Linked DNA regions of Homo sapiens: regions 1, 2, 3, 5, 6 and 7 are each linked to region 4. The links are chromatin contacts, found by Hi-C or POLR2A ChIA-PET in ENCODE. All regions are on one chromosome and are shown on one strand. The core of a region is the stretch at or near the end of the contact, and the rest is flanking DNA. Distances in the headings are between cores, read along the strand shown. Region 1 holds the start of RNFT1 (ring finger protein, transmembrane 1). Region 2 holds the start of RPS6KB1 (ribosomal protein S6 kinase B1). Region 3 holds the start of MKS1 (MKS transition zone complex subunit 1). Region 4 holds the start of TRIM37 (tripartite motif containing 37). Region 5 has its middle 4.6 kb from the start of MIR21. Region 6 holds the start of MIR142HG (MIR142 host genes). Region 7 holds the start of HEATR6 (HEAT repeat containing 6).

Evidence for each region. Hi-C counts contacts between places; a loop is a spot of excess contacts on that map. ChIA-PET counts read pairs that join two places held with the same protein, here RNA polymerase II (POLR2A). Pooled maps may share reads with other maps.
Region 1: a map of CD4-positive, alpha-beta T cell shows a loop between it and region 4 (3-fold over the local background). The contact joins the promoter of RNFT1 here to the promoter of TRIM37 in region 4. A Hi-C loop is called at or near these places in 2 of 168 maps with a recorded cell type or tissue (CD4-positive, alpha-beta T cell and naive thymus-derived CD4-positive, alpha-beta T cell) and 9 of 50 pooled maps. POLR2A ChIA-PET finds 5 or more read pairs at or near these places in 1 of 52 experiments (PC-9).
Region 2: a map of CD8-positive, alpha-beta T cell shows a loop between it and region 4 (20-fold over the local background). The contact joins the promoter of RPS6KB1 here to the promoter of TRIM37 in region 4. A Hi-C loop is called at or near these places in 4 of 168 maps with a recorded cell type or tissue (CD4-positive, alpha-beta T cell, CD8-positive, alpha-beta T cell and naive thymus-derived CD4-positive, alpha-beta T cell), 1 of 37 single-sample maps with no recorded cell type and 10 of 50 pooled maps. POLR2A ChIA-PET finds 5 or more read pairs at or near these places in 2 of 52 experiments (OCI-LY7 and activated CD4-positive, alpha-beta T cell).
Region 3: a loop to region 4 is called in a map of CD8-positive, alpha-beta T cell, with 15 times the contacts of the local background. The contact joins the promoter of MKS1 here to the promoter of TRIM37 in region 4. A Hi-C loop is called at or near these places in 3 of 168 maps with a recorded cell type or tissue (CD4-positive, alpha-beta T cell, CD8-positive, alpha-beta T cell and naive thymus-derived CD4-positive, alpha-beta T cell) and 13 of 50 pooled maps. POLR2A ChIA-PET finds 5 or more read pairs at or near these places in 2 of 52 experiments (PC-3 and activated naive CD4-positive, alpha-beta T cell).
Region 5: a loop to region 4 is called in a map with no recorded cell type, with 5 times the contacts of the local background. The contact joins the enhancer-like site here to the promoter of TRIM37 in region 4. A Hi-C loop is called at or near these places in 1 of 37 single-sample maps with no recorded cell type and 7 of 50 pooled maps. POLR2A ChIA-PET finds 5 or more read pairs at or near these places in 2 of 52 experiments (A673 and PC-9).
Region 6: a map of CD8-positive, alpha-beta T cell shows a loop between it and region 4 (8-fold over the local background). The contact joins the promoter of MIR142HG here to the promoter of TRIM37 in region 4. A Hi-C loop is called at or near these places in 3 of 168 maps with a recorded cell type or tissue (CD4-positive, alpha-beta T cell, CD8-positive, alpha-beta T cell and naive thymus-derived CD4-positive, alpha-beta T cell), 8 of 37 single-sample maps with no recorded cell type and 15 of 50 pooled maps. POLR2A ChIA-PET finds 5 or more read pairs at or near these places in 5 of 52 experiments (B cell, CD4-positive, alpha-beta T cell, H1 and 2 more).
Region 7: a pooled map shows a loop between it and region 4 (19-fold over the local background). The contact joins the promoter of HEATR6 here to the promoter of TRIM37 in region 4. A Hi-C loop is called at or near these places in 1 of 37 single-sample maps with no recorded cell type and 8 of 50 pooled maps. POLR2A ChIA-PET finds 5 or more read pairs at or near these places in 2 of 52 experiments (HepG2 and activated CD4-positive, alpha-beta T cell).

What each region holds. Positions count from the first base shown.
Region 1 is chr17:59,962,963-59,966,600 of GRCh38, reverse strand. It overlaps RNFT1 (ring finger protein, transmembrane 1), which reads left to right and starts at 1,861. Exons shown (of 9, transcript NM_016125.4): 1 at 1,861-1,993; 2 at 3,317-3,638. The coding sequence starts at 1,938. RNFT1-DT (RNFT1 divergent transcript) reads right to left here and starts at 1,505. Exons shown (of 4, transcript NR_110815.1): 1 at 1,413-1,505; 2 at 134-198. It also overlaps the pseudogene TBC1D3P1-DHX40P1. RefSeq lists an enhancer at 1,491-1,760 and a silencer at 1,791-1,920.
Region 2 is chr17:59,891,542-59,894,773 of GRCh38, reverse strand. RPS6KB1 (ribosomal protein S6 kinase B1) reads right to left here and starts at 1,653. Exons shown (of 15, transcript NM_003161.4): 1 at 1,449-1,653. The coding sequence starts at 1,589. TUBD1 (tubulin delta 1) reads left to right here and starts at 1,831. Exons shown (of 9, transcript NM_016261.4): 1 at 1,831-2,077. RefSeq lists a silencer at 1,236-1,435 and an enhancer at 1,626-1,905.
Region 3 is chr17:58,217,369-58,220,578 of GRCh38, reverse strand. It overlaps MKS1 (MKS transition zone complex subunit 1), which reads left to right and starts at 1,324. Exons shown (of 18, transcript NM_017777.4): 1 at 1,324-1,428; 2 at 1,850-1,959. The coding sequence starts at 1,349. It overlaps LOC105371841 (a long non-coding RNA gene), which reads right to left and starts at 1,265. Exons shown (of 2, transcript XR_934884.4): 1 at 520-1,265. RefSeq lists an enhancer at 1,217-1,496.
Region 4 is chr17:59,105,108-59,108,244 of GRCh38, reverse strand. It overlaps TRIM37 (tripartite motif containing 37), which reads left to right and starts at 1,365. Exons shown (of 24, transcript NM_015294.6): 1 at 1,365-1,804. The coding sequence starts at 1,784. LOC124904039 (a long non-coding RNA gene) reads right to left here and starts at 1,149. Exons shown (of 2, transcript XR_007065864.1): 1 at 654-1,149. RefSeq lists enhancers at 842-921, 962-1,011, 1,382-1,481, 958-1,617, 1,572-1,701 and 2 more and a silencer at 1,142-1,251.
Region 5 is chr17:59,844,292-59,847,498 of GRCh38, reverse strand. It overlaps the pseudogene RNU6-450P. Among named protein-coding and RNA genes, the nearest start is that of MIR21, 4.6 kb to the right of the region's middle. RefSeq lists an enhancer at 1-960. Within about 2 kb of position 1,763, at least 36 of the 41 ENCODE cell types and tissues checked have a DNase peak (open chromatin) inside an H3K27ac peak, as active enhancers do; they include PC-9, where a contact is called at or near this core.
Region 6 is chr17:58,331,083-58,334,433 of GRCh38, reverse strand. It overlaps MIR142HG (MIR142 host genes), which reads left to right and starts at 1,914. Exons shown (of 1, transcript NR_186557.1): 1 at 1,914-3,351. All of the region lies in intron 2 of TSPOAP1-AS1 (TSPOAP1, SUPT4H1 and RNF43 antisense RNA 1), which reads right to left. MIR142 (microRNA 142) reads left to right here and starts at 3,116; the gene lies at 3,116-3,202. RefSeq lists enhancers at 137-186, 767-856, 1,447-1,516, 2,017-2,086, 2,887-3,026 and a silencer at 1,597-1,906.
Region 7 is chr17:60,077,565-60,080,769 of GRCh38, reverse strand. It overlaps HEATR6 (HEAT repeat containing 6), which reads left to right and starts at 1,849. Exons shown (of 20, transcript NM_022070.5): 1 at 1,849-2,074. The coding sequence starts at 1,856. It overlaps HEATR6-DT (HEATR6 divergent transcript), which reads right to left and starts at 1,461. Exons shown (of 2, transcript NR_135648.1): 1 at 1,298-1,461. RefSeq lists a silencer at 2,063-2,192.

The DNA of each region.
Region 1 (3,638 bases), core at 612-3,111, 860 kb before region 4:
AATACATATTGGTGCTGCATTGTGGCTGTGGCTGAATTATGTTATATTCTGTTTTTTTTCCTGTTTCCTAAATGTTCACACATTTTGAAGTTTAAAAATATCCACGACATAGTTGAAATGTTAGAATACTTACACATATCTCCTCGGAAAATTCACTATAGTCTGGAGCCTGGCTCTCACCCTTACTGAACCAGAAATCTGTCAGAAAGATTTAAATTAGTAAGCACAGAGAGACTTAAGTATGCCTTCTACCACCGCCGACCACCCCTACCCCCACCCCCAACAAAAAAAGAAAGCCAATGTGTTTTTTTTTGAGGTGGGGGTCTCCTTCTGCCGCCCAGGCTGGAGTGCAGTGGCACGATTTCAGCTCACTGCAACCTCCGCCACCTGGGTTCAAGGGATTCTCCTGCCTCAGCCTCCCGAGTAGCTGGGATTACAGGCGCCCGCCACCAAGCCCGGGTGATTTTTGTATTTTTAGTAGAGACAGGGTTTCGCCATGTTGGCCAGGCTGGTCTCAAACTCCTGACCTCAAGTGATCCTCCCGCCTCGGCCTTCCAAAGCGCTGGGATTACAGGGGTGAGCCACCACGCCAGGCCTAAACCTTTTTTTTTTTAGACGGAGTGTCGCTCTGTTGCCAGGCTGGAGTGCAGTGGCTAATCCCGGCTCACTGCAACCTCCGCCTCCCGGGTTCAAGCGATTCTCCTGCCTCAGCTTCCCGAGTAGCTGAGATTACAGGCACGCACCACCACACCCGGCTAATTTTTGTATTTTTAGTAGAGACGGGGTTTCACCATATTGGCCAGGATGTGGCCACGATCTCTTGACCTTGTGATCCACCCGCCTTGGCCTCCCAAAGTGCTGGGATTACAGGTGTGAGCTACCACTCCCCTCCTCAGCTTCGTTTTCTTAATGACCTTTTAATTTTAGAACAGTTTTAGATTAACAGAATTTATTTTATTTATTTATTTTTTGAGACCGAGTCTCACTCACTCTGTTGCCCAGGCTGGAGTGCAGTGGCACGATCTTGGCTCACTACAAACTCCACCTCCCGGGTTCAAGTGATTCTCGTATGCCTCAGCTTCCCGAGTATCTGTAGCGGGGATTACAAGTGTGAGCCAACGCCCCCGGCTAATTTTTGTAGTTTTAATAGAGACGGGTTTCACCATGTTGGCCAGGCTGGTCTCTACCTCCTGAGCTCAAGTGACCCGCCCGCCTCGGCCTCCCAAAATACTGGGATTACAGGTGTGAGCCACTGCGCCCGACCTAAACTTCGTTTTCTTAATAACCTTTTAATTTTAGAACAGTTTTAGATTAACATAATTATTTTGAGGGCAGTAGGGTCCTCTATACCCCACGCAAGACAGGTTTTTCAACTCTAACTTCTACTTCCACCCCACGCAGACTCTCCGCACCTCTCTCCTCTCATCTCGGGTTCTGACAAGGCCTGATCCTCACAGCCCAAATTCACGATTGTGAGGAAAGGTCAGCTCAGACCAAACGTCACCGCCCAGACAGACACAACTAGGTCAGGCGTCAAGCTCGCGGACATCCGAGCCCGGAAACCCTAACACTCCTCCAGGGGTAGGTTCTCCAAGCCTGAACATTTTTAACCTCAAAACGCCCAGGATCTCGGAGGCGTGTGGTGGATGCCACATAAATACATAACACATAACAACGACTTATTATTTAGCGCCAGGCCTGAAGGCCGTTCTCAGGCGCAGCTCGCTTGTTCTCGCTGCCAAAACACCCCGGCAGCCGTGAGCTCTCCACTCGGCGCGGTGCGGGGGCGGGGCTAGGAGGTGGAGCCGGGGCAGGGCGCGCGCGCGCGCGTGAGAACGTCCGGGGAGCGCGCGCGCCGCCGCCGTTGCCGCCGGGCTGAGAGAAGAGCTTGCGGGGTTTGCGGTTGATGGCCCCGACTGAAGGGCTGGAGGCGGTGTATGCCGCTGTTCTTGCTGTCGCTCCCGACACCTCCGTCCGCTTCTGGTCATGAGAGGTTAGGCCTGGGGGAAGCGGGCAGAGGAGGAGGCGGCGAGGGGCCGCGGCGCAGGGGGCTCTGGGGAGAATAGGCACTCGAGGCTCGGACGTGGGTGGAGAACTCTGCCCTCGGAGATTCCGGAAGAGTTGTGTTGAATTTTCTTCCCTTTTTTCTCCTCTTTCTTGTCTGTGCATGAAGGAAAGTGGGAGGGTTCTATGTTATTTATAGAAAAGACACTGAAAGCCTGCTGTCCAACGTCGCTCTTCAGTTTTGACGAAATAACACCCGTGGCGTCGGGGCCTCGGTGAAAGCCTTTAGTGAAAAGCACTGAAACCCAAACCGCCAGACACGGTGACTGCACCACTGTTCAGTCCTGGGAGTGAAATAGAATGACACAGAACATTCCCTGACGTTAACTCTAGCCTCCTCCTAGACAAACGGGAAAAGCACGGCAGTGTGGGATAGCCTCTGCGTTTTGTCAGCTGGGATTCCGACTCTGTTCTTCTGTTTCTAGGAGGTCCACACTGGATCATTTATTAGAGAGATCTTTCTCTGCTAGAGTCCTCTTTCCTCACACCCCTCCCTCCGTAATACACACACCACCGACGGTGGCATTTTATTGGGCGGACTGTGTAACTGCTTATTCAGACTAAAGAGTTACCTAGCAATTACGTGGTGACTCTCCAAAGTATCTATGCTTTAAATGTATTTAGGTAACATTCTTTTGCGCGGGGAGGTAATATTATTGGTGGCACCATTAATTATTGGAAACTTTATGAGCTTTGGGAAAGCTGCTTGAGCAGAAAATCTAATTTGTAGGTCACCTAAGTGCAGTGTTTATTATTAGTTACCTATGATGATAATAAGGCATTAAGATTTAATGTTGTTTTTTTTCCTAACATTTCCAACCATTAAAAAATACTGGCTCACTCTTCCTTATGAAACTTCTTTGATGTAGAATCTACATCAGAGATGAAACTGCACCATTTGGGAAAAGTAAATGTACCAGAGTACCCAGTGAGGACTGGTGCTCATTAACATCTGCTGGGTACCCATACTTCATGACTGTTTTGCGGATGCCTTCTGCCATTAGAGAACTGGAAGCATTTGCAGCTCAACTTTTTTTTTTTTGGTGCAAATGTTCCCTAAAAGATCATTTGTGTAGGGCAGCAGAGCCTTGGCATTAAGGGAGAAGGGAGGAGTCCAGTGATAAATAACCTGAAAATTCATCTGTTGTGATTATTTGCTACTCCTTTAGTGAATAAAGGATACCCAGTGAGGAATATACTGCTGGTATTTAACTGCCTGTTTACTTAGAATATCTTTTATTTGATTTTTTAGGAGACAGAGGCCTGAAGCAAAGACATCTGGGTCAGAGAAAAAGTATTTAAGGGCCATGCAAGCCAATCGTAGCCAACTGCACAGTCCTCCAGGAACTGGAAGCAGTGAGGATGCCTCAACCCCTCAGTGTGTCCACACAAGATTGACAGGAGAGGGTTCTTGCCCTCATTCTGGAGATGTTCATATCCAGATAAACTCCATACCTAAAGAATGTGCAGAAAATGCAAGCTCCAGAAATATAAGGTCAGGTGTCCATAGCTGTGCCCATGGATGTGTACACAGTCGCTTACGGGGTCACTCCCACAGTGAAGCAAGGCTGACT
Region 2 (3,232 bases), core at 404-2,903, 790 kb before region 4:
AATTAGCCAGATGTGGTGGCGCATGCCTGTAATCCTAGCTACTTGGGAGGCTGAGCCATGACAATCGCTTAAACCCAGGAGGCTGAGATTGCAGTGAGCTGAGATCGCACCATTGCACTCCAGTCTGGGTGATAGAGTGAGACCCAACTCAAAACAAAACAAAAGAAACAAACAAGAAGAACAGTATTATTTTAGGCCACTTAGTTTCTTAAAGTGTTCAAAATTCTTTATATACATCATCTCAATCTTTTGTCAACAGTAGGGCAGGTGCCAGAGGAGAAAAACTGAGGGTGAGGCAAGGGAAAGGAAGCCCCTGTGTAATTAGAGCAAACATCTGACGTCATTAACCCATGTATTCAACTAGACATTGGAATTTAGATGCTAAACTACCAAGAGGTTATCAACTGATGATCATTTGGTCCAGGATCAGTGATTTAGTATGACAACATTTTTGAACTTCAGGTGCAATTTGTCATTTTTTGATAAATTTATCTAGGGAAAAAAAAAGTTATTCCATAAAGATTAACAAACCACTAAGCCAGCAGGGTGAAACCAAGCTATGCATTAGGAAATACAATTCTAAATTTAGCACCCTAAATTACAGCAAGGAAAGCCCTCATACCACCATTCACAAGTCTCTGTTCAGGCAACTTATTTCTGGCAAGCTAAATCAAGGCTGTCAACTGGTTTTTGGTTTTTTTTTCCACCTCAAAATTACATTAATTATTCTGAAAAAAATACAGACATCTTCAACTTGGGGAAAGGTTACAAGTGCCGTGTGTCCTTATAAATGCTTATTTTAAAAAGTCACACGGAAGGGGGTAAAAAAAAAAAAGCAAACAAACAAACCCTGGAAGATTGGAAGATGCAGCAGAGCCCCCTTGCTCCCGAAATAAAACTCCTGGTGGCTGTAACAGCAGCGGCAGTGCTACTCCCGACAGAAGTTTTCAGCTGTCACTTCTAACAGCTGAGCGCTTCCTAGGAGAGAAGCGACAGGCCGAGAAGAGAGGTGGTTGTGGGAGGTCTGAAGATTCAATACTTGAAATTCTAGACTCGAAGGGAAACCCTCCACACTTCGCCTGCACTTACGGGACACCCAGCAAGAGCAGCCCCCGTCTCCCCAACACACGCTCACGCCACCCGCTCCCCGCCACACTCAAGTCCAACAGCTCGAGGAATCGACCACGCGCCCGTTCTCTTTCCCTCTTCAGATCGCTCGGGGCTGCGCTGACCTGGGGCTAAGGGTGCGACCTGCACCTGCGAGCCCCGCAGAGGCCTCACACCTAGGGCCATGACCGCCCCGCCCGCTCCCCTGTCTCAGGCCGCGCGACCCTCAGCTCCTCAGGAGCCCCCCTGGGTCTCCACGCTCTAGGACACACCGCGCTTCCTGAGCCCGCGCCGCCGCCCCGGCCCTGTCACCTCGGGCCCCCGGGGACCCCGGGCCTCACCCCCTCCTCCAGCTCATCCTCAGAGCCCGCGTCCTCTGGCTGGTCCAGGTCTATGTCAAACACTCCTGCCATGTCCTCAGCTTCCCTGTCTCGGAAGTCCGGGGCTGGGTAAAAGCCGTCCCGCCTCCTTCGTCGCCTCATGGGCCCGGACCCGCCGCAGCCACCACAGCCGCTGCCGCCATCACCGGCTGCTTAGGCTCAGTGCGTCTGCGCCTAGGCCTTAGACTGGCTCCTAAAGTTCAGCGTAGGAGCATGCGTACAGGGTTCCGTGAAGCCAAACAGTGGGCAGTGGACATGCGCAGAACTATCGGCAGGATCCAGGCGCTGGCAGAAACATGCGCAAAACACCAGCCGAAGTCGCGCTTGGAGGACTAGAGCATGCGCATTGTCAGCTGGAGCGTTCGGTGGACAGTGAGCATGCGTACCATATCTGAAGTTCGTAAATTGAAATTGAACATGCGTAATTAATCTTTCTGAATAGGAAAAAATATATACACAACAAAACTCTCCGTTTATGGAACATGCGCATTTGTTCTCAGTAAGTTTTTCGTTTTGAAAGTGAGCATGCGCATGGTGAGTAGGTTGGTCCGAAGTTTGAACCGGACAGAAGCGCTGGTCGGCGTCTGGCGGTGAGTCGGGTTACGTGTGGAGAACTCCTGGGGCCCGTGGGGAACGGGGGACCTTTTGGCTTTGCTCTTTACTAGTTCTGTGGCCTTGGAAAAGTCAATAACCTTTCAGAGCCTCAGTTTCCTTATCTGTAAAATGAGGATAATAATAAACCTACTTTGCCGGTTTGACATTTTAAGCACAGAGTCTGTCTCACAACCCACGGCTCATTTCCAGTGCTGCATAGACCTGATGTGAAGTCTTTATCAAAACTTGTCTTTTCCTAGGTAAAAATAATGAGGAACTGCTCTAATGTTTCTTTTGCTTTCTTTCTTTTTCAAATGGAGACAGGGTCTCGCTGTGTTGCCCAGGCTGGTCTGGAATCCCTGGGCTCAGGTGATCCTCCCGCCTCGGCCTCCCAAAGTACTGGGATTACAGGCATGAGCCATTGCGCCCGGTTAATATTTCATCTGGTTTTCTTTCTCCAAGCTGCATCTTTCTTGCTGTCCTACCTGAGCTAAACACAAAATCTTTCTTACAGGTCTTACTAAAGTTACCAGGCTAGACTAGTGGAGAAAGCGTAAGCTATTATTTAGAAGAGAGAAAATTAATGTTAATTGAATGTACAATGTTGAGCACACTTCTGTGTTCTACATGTTCATGTGGTGTGAAGGGTGGTACTACTAATTTCTTCAATCAGCATTTGTTTTGTCTTGTTTTTATTTTTTTAATTTTAATTTTTTTTTTTTCTGGAGACAGGAGGATGTCACTTTGTCACCCAGGCTGGAGTGCGGTGGCAAGATCTTGGCTCACTGCAGCCTGGACCTCCCAGGCTCAGGGGATCCTCCCACCTCAGCCTCCCGAGTAGCTGGGACTGCAGGCGCACACCACCACGCCAAGCTAATGGTTGTATTTTTTGTACAAACAGGGTTTTGCCATGTTGACCAGGTCTGGAACAGCCAGGCTCACGTGATTCTCCCAACTCAGCCTCCCAAAATGCTGGGATTACAGGTGTGAGCCACGCACCCAGCCTCTTTTTTTCTTTTATCACTCCTCAACTGAGGAGAATGTTTTGTTTTAAACATATGTTTAGGAAAAAAGTGATTACAAATCAGATTTTGGAAACTATTGAGCTGTGTATGAATGGATTCAGGTACAGTAAATCACAAATCCCAAAA
Region 3 (3,210 bases), core at 75-2,574, 890 kb after region 4:
TGGGAGGCTGAGGCAGGAGAATGGCGTGAACCCGGGAGGCGGAGCTTGCAGTGAGCCGAGATCCCGCCACTGCACTCCAGCCTGGGCGACAGAGCGAGACTCCGTCTCAAAAAAAAAAAAAAAAAAATTATTATTTCCCAGGTTGGAAATGTGTGCGTTTATGGAATAAATTGGTAGGTGAGAGGCTGTGAGGCAAACTGGAAGGTGGTTAGGCTTCAAAAGACAGAAGAACTTGGGCTAGAATCCCAGTACTTTTACCACTTGCAAGCTAGCAAGTCCTTTAAACCCTGGCCTTCACGAACTTCATTTTTAAAGTGAATAAAAGTACCTTTTTGAGAGGCTTCTACAAGGATTTGGGACAATGCAAACAAAAGTGCTCAAGCTGCACTAGATCCTAAATAAATGGTGCTATTTATGGTGAGTCGGTGTTACACAACTAGTGGCTATGGCACCCAGAGCTTCCAATGCCAAATCATCAAACTGGCATGAGATTCCCGAGTTCAGGGGACAATTGCTTACTTTGTTGGAGGAGGACTAGATGTGAACAAGGCTGATAAATGTTGACATTCCCAAAGTGCCGGGACGCCAGACGTGAGGTTACAGCATGTCCTTCCTTTGCTAGTACAACGAAGCATGACTTGTGAATGTCACTTTTTTGGCTTTTCAGGAAGCCAGTGCAGTAACAAAGTGGCTTAATGATCCAAAACTAACATACACAAGGTAAGAATCAGTTCAATAATAACATCGTTTCCTTCCTTACTGTTGACTTCCTTGTTTTTTCTTTCTTTGCTCAGTGAATATCAACACAAAGACTAATAAATCTTCTGACACTTTTTTTGTCTTCCAAGAATATATTTTCTTGTCTGGCTAAGGGCCATCACCTTCCCTGACTCCTTTGGGAATAATGGGTGCATTTCTTACAGTCACATCACCCGATTTTCAGGCCAAAGTTTTCACGCGTTGGGTGGAAGGCAGTGTGGCATGGTGGAAAAGGTAGAGGGCGAAGACTCAGGCCACCTGGTCCCCGTCATCATTTCTGCATCTATCTGTCTATATGAAGTGGGCTGATGGCTGTGCCAGTTTCCTCATTTGCACAGCGCACGAGGTCCCGCTTTCGGTGAGCTTTTATCGCATACATGGTAAGCGGTGATCGGTAGGACCCCGGAGCCCTCTTGGGCGTTCGGCTTGGGCTGCACTTGCACTGTGTGGCCAACTGCGACCGTGGCGCCGTGACGGGAACGGCGGGTTGCGCGCGCAGCACCTCCGTCGCCTCCCGATCCAGCGTCTCCGTTGCCAGGAAAACAGAGCGGCGCGCTTTCCGGCGCAGTCGCGGCGCGTCGCAGCTGTCATGGCGGAGACCGTCTGGAGCACTGACACCGGGGAGGCAGTGTATCGCTCCCGGGACCCCGTGCGCAACTTGCGCCTCCGGTAGTCGCACCGCCCCAGCCCCGAGGCCCCATGCTTTTGTGTCCTTAGATCATTCCAACCTGAGCTCGGTGTTCTGAGGTCCCCACTTTCTGCTTACAATCCCGACCACTTCTCCGGGCTCCCCACTTCTTTCACTATCCGTACCCCCATCCACTCACAGCCTCTAAGAACCCCTTACAGACCTACCCAAGTCCATTCACGTCTTTGTTGCTCCCAGTTTCTCAAAGCCCTGTGCCCCCAGTACACCCTCTCCCCTTCATTCTTCCCCATAGGACGGCGCACCCACCCACCTCCTCTCCGTTGTCTGCACCCAGCACACCTTGGCAACCCTACCTCCTCTGTTTTGTTTCCCCCATCCTTGCTTTGTGTTCATCTCCTGGTTGCGTGTCTGGTAACGAATATTTTGGGCTTTTCTTGACAGAGTCCACCTGCAAAGAATCACATCAAGCAACTTTCTTCATTATCAGCCTGCTGCCGAGCTCGGGAAGGACCTCATAGACTTGGCCACTTTTAGGCCTCAGCCAACTGCCAGTGGGTGTTACGGTGGTGATGTGCCATCTAATACTAATTATGATACTAATCAGAATTGTGGCCAAATGTAGTGAGATAACAAATACTATACTTCTGATATGTTATAGAGTTGCCCGGCAACCTACATTCTATTTGTGGCTTTTTTTTTTTTTTTTTTTTTTTTTTTTTTTTTGAGACGGAGTCTTGCTCTTTCCCCCAGGCTGAAGTGCAGTGTCGCTATCTCCGCTCACTGCAAGCTCCGCCTCCCGGGTTCACGCGATTCTCCTGCCTCAGCCTCCCGAGTAGCTGGGACTACAGGCGCCCGCCACCACGCCCGGCTAATTTTTTGTATTTTCAGTAGAGGCGGGGTTTCACCGTGTTAGCCAGGATTGTCTCGATCTCCTGACCTCGTGATCCGCCCGCCTTGGCCTCCCAAAGTGCTGGGATTACAGGCGTGAGCCACCGCGCCCGTCCTATTTGTGGCATTTTTAAAAGAGAAAACGTGCCCCAAACCCTAAATACACATATAAACACTTTTAAAAACAATTTTTAAACTGGAGACTGCTTGCAAAATCTGCATATGATGTGCATGTATAGATCAACTGTGTTCTTGTGGTTTTCCTTATCTGGGAAACCAAAAGAATGAGGAGGAGAGGACAGAGTGGTTGTTGTCAGGTCACTAGTCTGTTTGCTTTTATTGTTTCTCTTTCTGTTCAGAGCTGTTCCTGGGCAAGAGTGTGGGCTCACAGGTTGTGAAACGTGTCTCTGAAAAAGGCATACCCAAGAGTGTATTAGATTAGATTTGTTTTCTTTGTTTTTGTTTTCGTTTTGTTTTGAGACAGAATCTCATTCTTCTGCTCAGGCTGGAGTGCAGTGGTATGATCATAGCTCACTGTAAACCTTGGTCTCCCAGGCTCAAGCCATCCTCCTGCCTCAGCCTCCCAACTAGCTGGGACTACAGACTCACACTCAGTTTATTTTTTTTTAAAGTTTTAGTAGAGAAAAGGTCTTGCTATGTTGTCCAGGCTGGTTTCAAATTCCTGGGCCCAAGTGATCCTCCCACCTTAGCCTCCCAAAATGTTGGGATTACAGGCGTGAGTCACTGCATTCAGCCAGATTTGGTTCTGTTAAAAAATCATTTATTTGCCTTCACTGTCCTCTCCTTACACTTGGTCTCCTAAATTTCAGTGTTTGTGATTCTACATATATGGCTTTAGAAATAGTAAAGATAAAAATGCCAGGGTTATTTTCTAGCAAATGCAGACAGTTGGG
Region 4 (3,137 bases), core at 116-2,615:
TGTTGCCCAGGTTGGAGTGCAATGGCGCGATCTCGGCTCACCGCAACCTCCGCCTCCTGGGTTCGAGCGATTCTTCTGCCTCAGCCTCCCCAGTAGCTGGGATTACAGGCATGCGCCACCACGCCCGGCTAATTTTGTATTTTTAGTAGAGACGGGGTTTCTCCATGTTGGTCAGGCTGGTCTCGAACTCCCGACCTCAGGTGATTCGCCAGCCTCGGCCTCCCAAAGTGCTGGGATTACAGGTGTGAGCCACCACGCCAGGCCTAGCACTGCATTCTATAAATAATTCTTTTAAGTAAAATTCTCATAATATTAACCATCAACCATTTAAAAATGTACAACTGAGGCCATTTTCGTAAAAATAGCTCCATGTAGGTCAAAGACCACAAATAATTCTTACTGAAAGAATTTTTCAGTCTCAGATTAATCTTTCTAAATTATATCTTGTTCATGACCCAAGTAGTTAAAAAAAATTGTTGCTACCCACCACCTATAAGCCTAAATGCCTGATATTCAAGAACTTATTTCTAGATTATTAGTGATTCTCTACATGTGCACTCTAGGTCGGTTAAGTATAATTAGTTGTTTGCAATAAATACAGGAAAAATTAAATTCAAATTACGAATTTGATATGCCCTCTTTGTCTCACAAACCTTCAATTCTTGCAATCTTTACACATCTGGCAGGAAACTGTAGAAAGCAGATCCCATTTATAGGAAAGATGAATATCGCTGATACCCTTTCAATAGTCCCACGGCGACAACTTAGGCGGCAAGAATGAAGTGTGGGATGTGGGAACGAAGACTTCACAGTGTGTGGTCCCGTCCTCTCACCACCGTAATGAGAAATGACACCTCAGTTTGGAGCCTTCTAACTCGATTAGCTTTGGTAGGTGGAACGCAAGTCCTACAAACCTTAGACTGTTCCTTCCAGAGAGAACCACTAACCATGAACCTTCTGCACCAGGGTTTCTCAAAGTGCGGGCCACAGACCACCTGCTGCCGAATCACACGATGCTGGGTGAAAACGCGGATGGCCTGGGCCCCACCCTGGAATCTCAGAGTCCGAATACTTAACTACGGGTGTGGCTCTGAAGTCTGCGCTTTCCACCAGTACGCCAGGTGGCTCCGTCTTTGGCGCGCAAGTTTGAGAGCCGTGGGGCCCCGCCCTCCGCCAAGGTGGGCGTGGGTGGCGTAGCAGAGCCCCAAGCTCAGGCCGCCTGCGCAGGCTAGGGCCGGAGGCACGCAACCCTGAGGCAGCGAGTCGCCAAGTCTCGTATGCGCCCCGCAACGCGGGAACTAGGCGATCGCTCCACGCTCCTCCCCTCCTTTCCCCTCCCACAGCGTCCTGCGCGCATGCGCTTCGCAGCTTCTCTCGCCGCCGCGCCCCCAGCTGCTCTGGTTACGGTTGGTGTTTGCGAATTCTCTGCGGCACCTTCTTCGCTGAACTCCACCGTCAGTTCCATAGGCGCGCGCCCGCGTCACGTGGGCCGAGGTTCCGGCGCGGCTGCTGGCCGGCGGCTGAGCCGGGAGAAAGGAGCTGCGGCCACCGTTCGCCCTACTTCTGCGCCTCGGGGCGGGCGCGCCGGTAAAAATGGCGAAATGGGGGTAGGCGGCGCTGGACCTGAAGAGATGGGGCGCGCAGGTGGGGCGGTTGTCAGAGCCCCCTGACGTGGGCGCCGGGCTTTTATCGGCGATTTGATCTGGCGACCTCGGGCCGGCGCCTAAGAGGTCAGACTGCGGAGCCTGCGGGTCGCCAGCGGCCCCGCCGAGAGCCGGAGGCAATGGATGAACAGAGCGTGGAGGTGAGGGGGTTGTGAGGGTGGTGGTTAGTCCCCGCCCCCACCCGATGAGCGGTTTTTATTCGGGGAGTCGTGCCCATGTCCTCCCTCCAGTAGGGCACCCCTACCCCGCCCCTGCCGCTGTGGAGAGGGCTGGCCCGGTACCAAGGATGCCGTGCCCATTCTGCAGCGCTCCGGGTGTCTTGTGCTCACTGTTCCGCAGTCAGGTGGTGCGTATCCTGGAGTTTTCAAGGATGTCTTGGCACAGGTACTCATCCCCACCGGGTGTTTGCAAACAGCATCCTTTTCCGACCAAAACTGCAGATTCATCAGATGGATGTACCCTGCCACTCGCCACCAGTCCTTGCGAGTTCTTGAGCTGATCTAAATCTCCTTCCAAATGGATAGTCATCTTTCCCTCTCAGTGGCACATTTTGCAGGCTTCTGCCCTTCCTTCCTAGATTGAATCAGCATATATTATCTCATGTGTAGTTTCCAGAACAAACTCTTCTTTTTATAACTGATTCTTGTAAGCTGTGAGTTAAAATAGTTGGGATATGTAGGATATGTAAGTAAAGGCTAGGAATATATTTTAAAAGATTGTTTATTGAACATAATTGTGTAATCATTATCAAATTTTGAACCTTTCAGATACTGAAATAGGAAATCCTTGCTTTTTAGTAAGGGGTAACTATGTTATGGATATTCCACTTGAAACTAGTCATTCAGTAGTCTTATTGTCCACCCCGTTGCAGGTTACAGAATCTGCATCTCCCAGGTTCTTTCTGGCCCTACAGAGTCATGATGAGATTAATGAGTAATTTTCTCCTTAATTCCTCATATAAAGTATTATAAAGGTTTTGTAAACTTATCTTGGTTTTAGGAGGGTTTAATTCTAGAATGGAGTGAAAGTAAATGTCAGTAATATAAAAACAAAGTATACAATACAATAAGTATACGTTTAATTGTATCCTTTTTCTTGTTAAAAACTTTTCAGTTACTTCCTAAATTGATTAAATTGAGGCTTGCAAACATAATACTGTTTCTTGTATTTACATATTTTTGTTGTTGTTGTTCCCAAGATCGCTTTGAACTACCGTCAACATTTTCAATTGGGGCAGAATCTCAGGTTCAAATAAGTAGCTAGTCTGTTGTAACATCAGGGCAGCAATTCAGATTTCTGGATTCTGAATTCATTTTTTTCTGGGTCACAGTACACTGCCTTTAGGATGTGTCTTTTTAAACTTCTTTTTCCTCTAAATTATAAAATCAGTTTATACCTTTTGGGGAAATTGCAGAAAAAGTTAAAAGTTCATGTTGTGTATTCAGTCATATAGTCTGCCTTTTTTCCTTTTTT
Region 5 (3,207 bases), core at 514-3,013, 740 kb before region 4:
AAGATTAGCATGGCCCCTGCACAAGAATGACACTCAAATTTGTGTTCTGTATTAAAAAAAAAAAAAAAAAAAAAAAAGGCTGGGCATGGTGGTTCATGCTTGTAATCCCAGCACTTTGGGAGGCCGAGGCGGGTGGATCACCTGAGGTTAGGAGTTCGAGACCAGCCTGGCCAACATGATGAAACCCCGTATCTACTGAAAAAAATACAAAAAATTAGCCGAGTGTGGTGGCATGCACCTGTAATCCCAGCTACTTGAGAGGCTGAGGCAGGAGAATCGCTTTGAACCTGGAAGGCGGAGGCTGCAGTGAGCCGAGATTGCGCCACTGCACTCCAGCCTCGGCAACAAGAGTGAAACTCCGTCTCAAAAGAAAAAAAAAAAAGTTGGGAAAAACATGGTTCTCCAGGGCCGTGGCAAGCCAGGCTTCTGCACTACTGCCAAGAGGAGTGAACTTGAGCTGCTTTTCGTTTCCTCCACACAACATGGTGAGGAGCCAAAGGAAGACAGTGATCTAAGTCATTCCCCACCTTCAGGCGGCACCATCCCTGTTTTCAAATCCCTAACTGCCTCACTCCCCTAAAGCATTTTTTCCCCGCTGGAAACAGACTGGAACACAATTAAGCAATGTTGATCACTGCTTCAGTCAAAAGTGGTCTGAAGGGAAAAGCTGATGTGTTTTGTCCCCCAAAAGGGATAGATGGCCTCAAAGGAAAATGTCGCATTTGGATTAGATTTGTGGTAGGGGAGGAGTGACCTGCCAAGGGCTCCTTGAATAAACAAAACTGTTCCTCAAAGGGCTTTGGGTGGAGGTCATCAAAGCAAGTTCACAGAAAGATCCTCCTCCCTGGTAACTCTCCAGAGATGGCTGACTCTTTGCTTACATAGGTAGCTCAGGGGTCCCACTTGAAGTCAGTTGCCCAGAATAAGCCAGAGCCTGCCCCCTCAAGAATTCAGGAATGTGGTTTCCAATGCAAATAAAGGCTAAATTGTAGAAACAGTGCTGGAGTGTGTTCAAGCCCTCCCTCTAGGTCCTCTGAGTCATTTGGAAATGGTTAACAAACAGGTTGGACACCTGGGTTGATTACTGCTGAAGGGGATTTCCACACAAACCCTATACTGTAAAATCATCCTCTTGCCTTCCCAAAGCAATTCAGTTCCACTTTCTAGATCGAATGTGCCTTAAAGATTCCAAATGTCCTAAATCAGATCCTAGGGTTCCTAAATTAGAGCAGCAACTGCTGCTGACACAAAGAAACAAGGAGCCAAGCAACTTTGTGCTTAAAAAAAAAAAAAAAAAAAGTTTATTTTAAATTAAGAGGAACAGATGTCCAATGTTTCAAAAAGCCACACATTTGTGGATTTGGCTGACAAACTCTCTAAGCTGCATTTTATTTCTGTTCCCATAGAGTCAGCTAGCCACTTGCAACTGACTCACTTCTCTCTGGGCCACAGTTTGGGCCAGTCTCCTGACTACAGAATTAGAATCCAGATATCAAATGAATCCAGGGTGCTTGGGTGGAGAGCAGGTGTTAAAAGCCATCTAAAACCACCCCTTCCCTGCTTTAATTTAGGAGTATCAACACCCACACAGCAAACTGCAAGGCTAGTGGGTCAAAGAGAATGAGCAAACAGTTGGCACCTGCCAATCCCAGCACCACGCAATTTTAAAGGCAATGAGTAAGCAGCTGTCTGGAACAGGTTTTTGTATAATCCTTCTTAAGAGTACTGGTTAAATATGCAAATACACACAGGTTATTTGCTGCAATTCAAGGCCTCGCCCCCAAGGCAAATGCATTACCTCAGGTGAACTCTTGGCCTTGTTGGGAAGGGATAGGATCCCTAGCTCCTGTCCACCAGACACTAATGACTCAGTTGCTTCTAAAGTTTAAAATACATGATGTGCTTTCTCTTCTTGTTGTCTTTGAGAATAAATAAATTTACCTTCAGACACAAGGGTTTTGTGTGTAGTATCTCATTTACGTTGTGTAAATACTGGAGAGGATTCAATAAATGTTAGAGATAAAATGTTACTTGGCTTTTCAAAAACTTTAAACTCCTGCTTAGTTTTAATTTTTTGTAGCACCTCAAAAAATTATTTATGAATAAAATGAAGCAGTTGTTTGTATTTTTTAATAGAAATGAGACTCTTAGGTCTATTGAGGAAGATCTTGCATGCCATCAATTTTTTCATGGTTCAAAACCTATTTACCCAGCAAATCTCACTGTATTTTCTAGACTGACCTTGTAACAAGTATTAAAAGCTGATACTCCCTTTTCTCCTCTTTCCTTCCAGATGTTTTAGTATTTATATATATATTTTTTGAGGCAGGGTCTGTGTCACTCAGGCTGGAGTGCAGTGACACAATCACGGCTCACTAATGAGGTGATCCACCTCAGCCTGGGACTATAGGCACATACTGTCACACTTGGCTAACTTTTAAATATTTTGTAGGGAGGTCTCATTATGTTGTCCAGGCTGGTCTCGAACTCCTGGGCTCAGGAGTGATTTGCCTGCCTTGGCCTACCAAAGTGCTAGAATTACAGGCATGAGCAACCATGATAACCAATATTCTTTATAATGAAAATAAATTAGAAAATGGTCAATATTTTCAGGTGGGAAAGTTAAAAAACTGTTTTTGGTTTTAAATTCTTCGGTAAATTTTTCACTTATCAAAAGTTTGACAGAGTATCTGCTAGAAAACCAGAGCACATATGCTAAGAAAGCATTTTAAAATATATCTTTGTTTCTGGAGGAGTGAATGCAATGTTGTGAAATTCTTGCATGTGTATCAGATGCTCACTTTTTTTTTTTTTTTTTTTTTTTTTTTGCGAGATGGTGTCTTGCTCTGTTGCCCAGGCTGGAGTGCAGTGGCACGATCTCAGGTCACTGCAACGTCTGCCTTCCGGGTTCAAGTGACTCTCCTGCCTGTTTCCCGAGTAGCTGAGATTACAGGCATACGCCACCACGCCTGGCTAATTTTTGTATTTTTAGTAGAGATAGGGTTTCACCATGCTGGCCAGGCTGGTCTTGAACTCCTGACCTCAAGTGATCCTGTCTTGGCCTCCCAAAAGGCTGGGATGACAGGCGTGAGCCACTGTGCCTGGCCTCAGTCTTTCATTGGGAATGCCCAGCATGGTGGCTCACACCTGTCATCCCAGCACTTTGGGAGGCCACGGCAGGATCGCTCGAGCCTGGGAATTCAAGAC
Region 6 (3,351 bases), core at 665-3,164, 770 kb after region 4:
GAACCAGCAGAGGGCCTAGACTATCCAGAAACCCCCTGACCCCAGAAGCTCCGTTGACAGAGAAGCTGGGCCCTAAGCTCTCTTCTCAAAAAAAGAAAATAGATAAATAAAAATAAAAACTATTGGTGGTCTTTAGGCATTGAGGTTGTACAGAGAAAATCAGCCTCTGTTGTCACAAGACAACAGGCAGCAGGGACACCTCACCCTGCTCAGGACAGGAGAAGGGCTAGATTGGAGACTGTTGGAGCCATGTGTGTCCCTTGGAACCTCAGCTCTGACTCGCCACAGGTCACATGCTGAGGGGTCTATGGCATAGCTGGGCCCAGAAGCCGGGCTCCTGGGTCCCATTCTGTGACTCTCTTTTGTGGGGACAGGACGCCTCTGAAGTGAGGGCTATGGAGGCATCATAAGCAGGAGTAGGAGGTAAGATGCTCTCAGGGGAGGAGCCCTGAAGAATGGGGGTCCAGGAACCCAGGTTACTGCACAACTTTGATATTCTTATCCTCTTATCGCCTGGGGCAGCCACTTCCCCTCCACCCAGGTCAGAGGCAGCGGTGGTCTCTTAAAGGAGTATCGCCCCATTTCTGGCCAGCTGGCCCTGCAAGGCAACCCTCCTCACCACTTTCTCTTTAGACTCAAGGGGGTGAAAGGCCCCATTCCCCCTTTCTCTGTCCCATTTTAGGGACCTGGGAATGGGGCAACTTTCCAGGTTGAAGGACCCCCTTCCTGGAGGGAAGGATGTGGGGCCATCTCCCTCCCCACTGCCCCCATGCCAGTCCTCTTCTAGGCCCTGAATCTGACAGCTCCCTAAGGTCTGTGTGGGCCTAAACGGAGGACCCAGAGAAGAGGTCCATGGCCTTCTGGGAAGGAGTCACTGGGTGGTTTTCTCTCTACCGCTCCTACCTCCCCAAACCCATTCCTCTTGCTTCCAGAGCCAAGCCCATGGAGAGGCTTGGAGAACGCTGGGGGAAGATGGTATGGGCTGGGCTCAGCCGACGCTGTCCCCTGCCCACCCCCACACCCTACTCCCCTCCCCCAGCCAGGGGCCCTGGGCTGGGCAGCTTCCTGCCTTCCCCATGGGGAAATCGGGGGTGGCATGCAGGTGGGTGGGCCCCATGCCCACATCCGGTGGCCGCCAGAACCTTCCCTCGAGCCTCTTTCCCGCCACTCCTCCAAGCCCCCTTCTCTCCGCATAGCACCTGTGCCCCACCTTAGGACCTGATCCTCACCCAGCTCTGCCCTGCCCTCTTGTCCCCACAGGTCCCAAAGAGAGCGTGAACACCTAGCCTAGTGCCATCAGTCCACCGGGCCTGAGAGTGTCCCCCGCACTGTGCCCTGCAGGCTGAGGCTGCAGGAGGGGTGGCTTTGTGGGGTGCTGAGGACAACAGTCTCCATGGACGCCCTTCATGCATCAGCACCTCCATGGCCCTCGGGAGCACACGCAGAGGAGCCAGGGCCTGGCCTGAGTGTTGGGAAGGGAAGGGAGTTTTCTGGGCTGAGGTCAGCAGCGGTGGGGCTCAGAGAGAAGGTCCTTTTCTTGTGCTGGAATTCTGGACTCCCCGTTTTGGGCACTCACCGAGGGCCCTGTCGAGGAGCCCTGGTCTTCTGGGGTCACCCTCAATGCCCTGAGTCAGTCCCAGGCTCTTGAGCCATCCCTTGGAGCTGGTGCCACGGGGGGAAGGGCAGCTGGGGCCGGAAGCCACCTGCCCAGGGCATGAGAGAGGGTCCCCAGCCCTCCCGCGGGCCCACCCCCTTCTGTTTCCTGTCAGTCTGTCCTCCCCAGGGAGGGAGGGAGGGAGGGCGCTCATCCCCTGCGGGCGGGGGCGGGGCGCGCTCTGAGACCGTTGGGCGCCCTGAGATCTGGCCCACGTGGCCTCGGGGTTATAAGCCCTGCCCTCCCTGAAGGGAACCCCACTTCGGAGCCTGGAGCACAGGGCGAGCTCTCCTCCGCCCTGCAGCCTCAGGTAAGGATCCGGACCTTCACTGCTGCCCCAACTGGGGCTCCTCAGCTCGGGGCCTCTAGGGGCTTGGGCTGCTGGTCTGGGTGGAGGCGCGTTGGGGGTGTCGAGGAGCTTGGGTGCAAGCCCCATGCGGGAAGCTCAGGGCAAAGCGCCTTGAAACCCTCTCTAGTGAAGGAAGGTAAAATGGCTCCGGGACCCCAGGCGGGGAAAGAGGTGTCCAAGGAGGAGGGCTGGAGAGTAAGGCGGGGATGGCAGAGGGTACGCAGAGGCTGAGAAGTGGGACCAGTGTCTCAAGGGGCGCCAGCCTCTTCCTCCGCCCAACATGGCCACCATTTTTGTTGGGATAGCCTTGGGCTCCTGCCAGGGGAACAGCAGGGCAGTGAGGGAGTCAGGACTTTGGGCTGGTGGGGAGGCCGAGAATCAAGGCTCTGGGGAGTCAGGACTTTGGGGCTGGTGGAGTGGCTGGGGACTGAGGCCCTGGGGGGTCAGGACCTTGGGCTGCTATGGAGGCTGGGACTGAGGCTCTGGGGGAGTCAGGACCTTGAGCTGGTGGGGAGGCTGGGAATTGAGGCCCTGGTGTGTTCAAGACCTTGGGCTGGTGGGGAGGCCAGGGCCTGAGGCCCTGGGGGGTCAGGACCCTGGGCTGTTGGGGAGGCTGGGGACTTAGGCCCTGGGGGGTCAGGATCTTGGGCTGGTGGGGAGGCTGAAGGGTGGGGACTGAGGCTCTGGGCAGTCAGGACCTCACGGTTGGGGTGGACTGGAGACCAAGACCTTGGCAGGGGAGCTGTGGCTGCCTCATTTGGACGCTGGAGGGTGGCTAGCGTGGCTGGAAGCGGCCAGCCAGGGGTTCACAGAACTGAAGGTGAGGCCTCCAGAGGCCCTAGTCTCTACCTGAGTGTCTCTGAAACTGGGGGGATGGGGTGGAGCCTTTAGGGGGAAGGGAAGAGGGAACTGAAGAGGAAGTGGGGGAGGGAGGTAGAGGAGGCAAGTCTGGCGCCATGCTGAGTCACCGCCCACAAGGCCCAGGGCGGGCCCTCGGGGGGCCCTGGCAGGGTTGGGGGGATCTTAGGAAGCCACAAGGAGGGCTGGGGGGCTCTTGGAGCAGGAGTCAGGAGGCCTGGGCAGCCTGAAGAGTACACGCCGACGGACAGACAGACAGTGCAGTCACCCATAAAGTAGAAAGCACTACTAACAGCACTGGAGGGTGTAGTGTTTCCTACTTTATGGATGAGTGTACTGTGGGCTTCGGAGATCACGCCACTGCTGCCGCCCGCTGCCCGCCACCATCTTCCTCGGCGCTCGGGGACCTCGTGTGACAGGTGAGCACCTTACGGCCCCTCCCTACCCTGCCCAGATGCCTGAAAGGCCTCCATGGCTTTCCTGCCCTTCC
Region 7 (3,205 bases), core at 600-3,099, 970 kb before region 4:
TTCTTTGACTATGCAACATAGGACTCCTCCAGGAACCAAGCACAGATGCATGCTCAACACAGGAACACCAGTGAATTAATGCCTTGTGGTCAACTTTTGACAATAGACTTCAAAAGCTGACAGATAAATGCTTTTCCTCTCTGTTCCTCAGAAGAAGGGTTTTGAGAGCTTCACAAGGCTTCTCAGAAACTCCTGAGGACTGAACAATCAGTCACCCCTTGCAATGGCCAACTCAATAGCACATATTGGTATTAATTCTCCTTCCTTCCCTGTTCATTTCTGGATAAATCCCTCACCTATCAACCTCATCTGAGGCTCTGCTATCAGGGAACCCAGATTAAAATATCCAACGACTAGGTTTCAGCTCCTGATCTTCTCTGAACAAATGCTTGAATACATTTCTTTACACGAATACACACACACACATGCACATATATAACGCACATATGTACACAGACTAGGAATAAGAAATAATATACCAGCACAACGGAATCTAAATCCAAACAAAAAAATTAACATTTCTCCCCAAGCCCAAAGTCTTCAGAAAACTACCTCTGCTAAAGCATACCCCCAATTTTCACTGCTGAACAGAAATGTTTTGTTCTCAGGATAAAACATACATTCAGGTGACTTCAAGGTTTTCCCTAAGGGCCAAGGGTGAGGATTTGCTTTATATTTGCATAACTCAAAGGCCCTAGAGATGGTTTTCCCAATCTGCCCAACTGTGAAAGTCAAGCCTTCACTTCCTGGATGACTGAAAAGTGATCACAGATTTTTAAATGGCCATTTTATTCTCCAGCTTCTTGACTTCAAGGTTTCAGAAAATCTTGGGGTGTCTCATTTCAACCCGGTCACTCTTAGGCAGATTATATTTTACATGATTCAGTTAAACTCCAAAATTACTCTTCTAGTGGGGCGAGGTGCCTCATGATCCATGAGAGGATTCACACTGGGAAAAAGGGAGAAAAAGGAACCAAGAGTACAGCCAGCTGTCACTTAAGTAGGGAAAGCTGCCTTATATTCCACTGACCAGATTGCAATCACAGAGCCACAGCCAACTGCAAGGAATGCTAGGGAACGTAGCCTTTATTCCGGGTGGTTTTGTGCCTGGGGAAAGATTTTAGAAGAGTAGAAGGGTGCCTTAGAACTAGCGGTTTCTGCTACTGCCATCCACAGCATACCCTCTCCAACTCCAGCCCGAATCTGAAACTCTAGTACGGAACAGAGTACCTTCAGCCCTGTCCAGGAACAAACTCTGGGAGGACAAACTTTCTGGAAGCACAAATTGAGAACTCACTTTTCAGTCAGGGCTCAAGAAGGAGTGGCCGGCGAAAAATCTCCAAGCCAATTTCTTTCTTTTTTTTTTTTTCTGAGACGGAGTCTCGCTCTGTCGCCCAGGCTGGAGTGCAGTGGCGCGATCTTGGCTCATTGCAAGCCCTGCCTCCCGGGTTCACGCCATTCTCCTGCCTCAGCCTCCCGAGTAGCTGGGACAACAGGCGCCCGCCACCACTCCCGGCTAATTTTTTTTTTTTTTTTTTTTTTGTATTTTTAGTAGAGACGGGGTTTCACCGTGTTAGCTAGGATGGTCTCGATCTTCTGACCTCGTGATCCGCCCGCCTCGGCCTCCCAAAGTGCTGGGATTACAGGCGTCAGCCACCGAGCCCGGCCTCCAAGCCAATTTCTGACAAGCATCTGCAGGGTACCGGTCGGAGGAGTCCCGTAGTCATGGAAACCCCTCTGAGCCCCAGTCCGGTCTAAAAAAGGTACTTTCGGAACTAGAGCGCGCGGAACGGGAGGATGTCCCGGAAGTATTTCCCTGGGATCACCCCACCCACCCCCCCCGCCCGTAGAAAAGATGGCTGCTGTGCAAGTTGTCGGTTCGTGGCCTTCCGTGCAGCCGCGGGAGGCACCGCGGGAAGCAATCCCTGAGCGAGGCAATGGGTTTCGCCTCTTGTCTGCCAGGCTCTGCGCCCTGCGCCCGGATGACAGCAGCTCCGCCCGCACCGAGATCCACCTGCTCTTCGATCAGCTCATCTCCGAGAACTACAGCGAGGGCAGTGGCGTGGCCCCGGAGGTAGGCGGCGCGCCCTGCTGGCCCCGGCCCCGGCCCCACCCCTCCGGGAACCCAGCTGGTGGCCTCTGCCTGCCTTTCCCTGATCTTCCCACTCTCGCGCCTGATGATTTAGTTTCAGGATGGCGTGCCCCCTCCAACCTTGGCACATTCTTAGTTCTCCATTTGGAAGACCCTGCAGTGCTTGGCACGCTCGAGTCATTCAAAACCCAACTTGACGACTCCTGCTCTGATAATGCCTCGGGTTTCCTCTCTGATACCAACTTTCCATCCGCCCGCACCCTCCTTCACTCCCTCTCTGTGCACCCAGAACACTTGGTTGACAAAATGCATTACTACTGTTTATTGCGTACATGGTACACGGACCACGTGGGAATCTTAGAACTTGCGTAGTATTAGGGCTTGTTTGCTAATGAAAATACTGAAGCTCGTAAAAATACAGTATACAAAACTCTGCCACAAAGCCCCTATGTTTTCTGTTCCTACACACTAGCTCCTCCCCTCTGCCGTCTTTCTGAGTAATCTTACACACATCAGGCCTTAAATTAATGAATTCTCTGAACTGTTGACACCATGGCCTTCTGGCCCTACGTAGGAAAGAGGGAAGTGGTGCAAGTTGCCTGCTTGCACAGGCATCTCAAACTAGACAGTTCCTAAAGATGAAATTCATTAGCTCCAAACACGCATTCCCGTCCCCAGTCCATCCCACCTTCCAACACACATGCATCATCCACCAAGTCACACCAGACACAAACACTGGTTCTTCCCTCCTTCATCCCAGATCCTGACCAACTCAGGTATTTCAGAATGTGTCTCATATATATTTCTCAGTTCATCCCCTCCTGTCTATTCCCATAGCGAGTGCCTTAGACCTCAGGCAAGGCGACTTATGCCTGGACTGTTCGCTGATCCCCTCTGACTGATCTCCTGCCTCCTGTCTAGCTCCTCTCCAAGCCAGTCATTCCTCCAATGCCAGAATGATCTTTTCTTTAGGAGGAAAAAAAATTGTTCATAAACTTTAAAATCTGCTTTGGAAAAGTCTTCAATACGTATTGGTAAATGGTTGAAGCAAGTTGCAGGACAATTCATACAGAATGAGATCAGTATGAAGCTGGAGGAGGGATTTTAAAATAT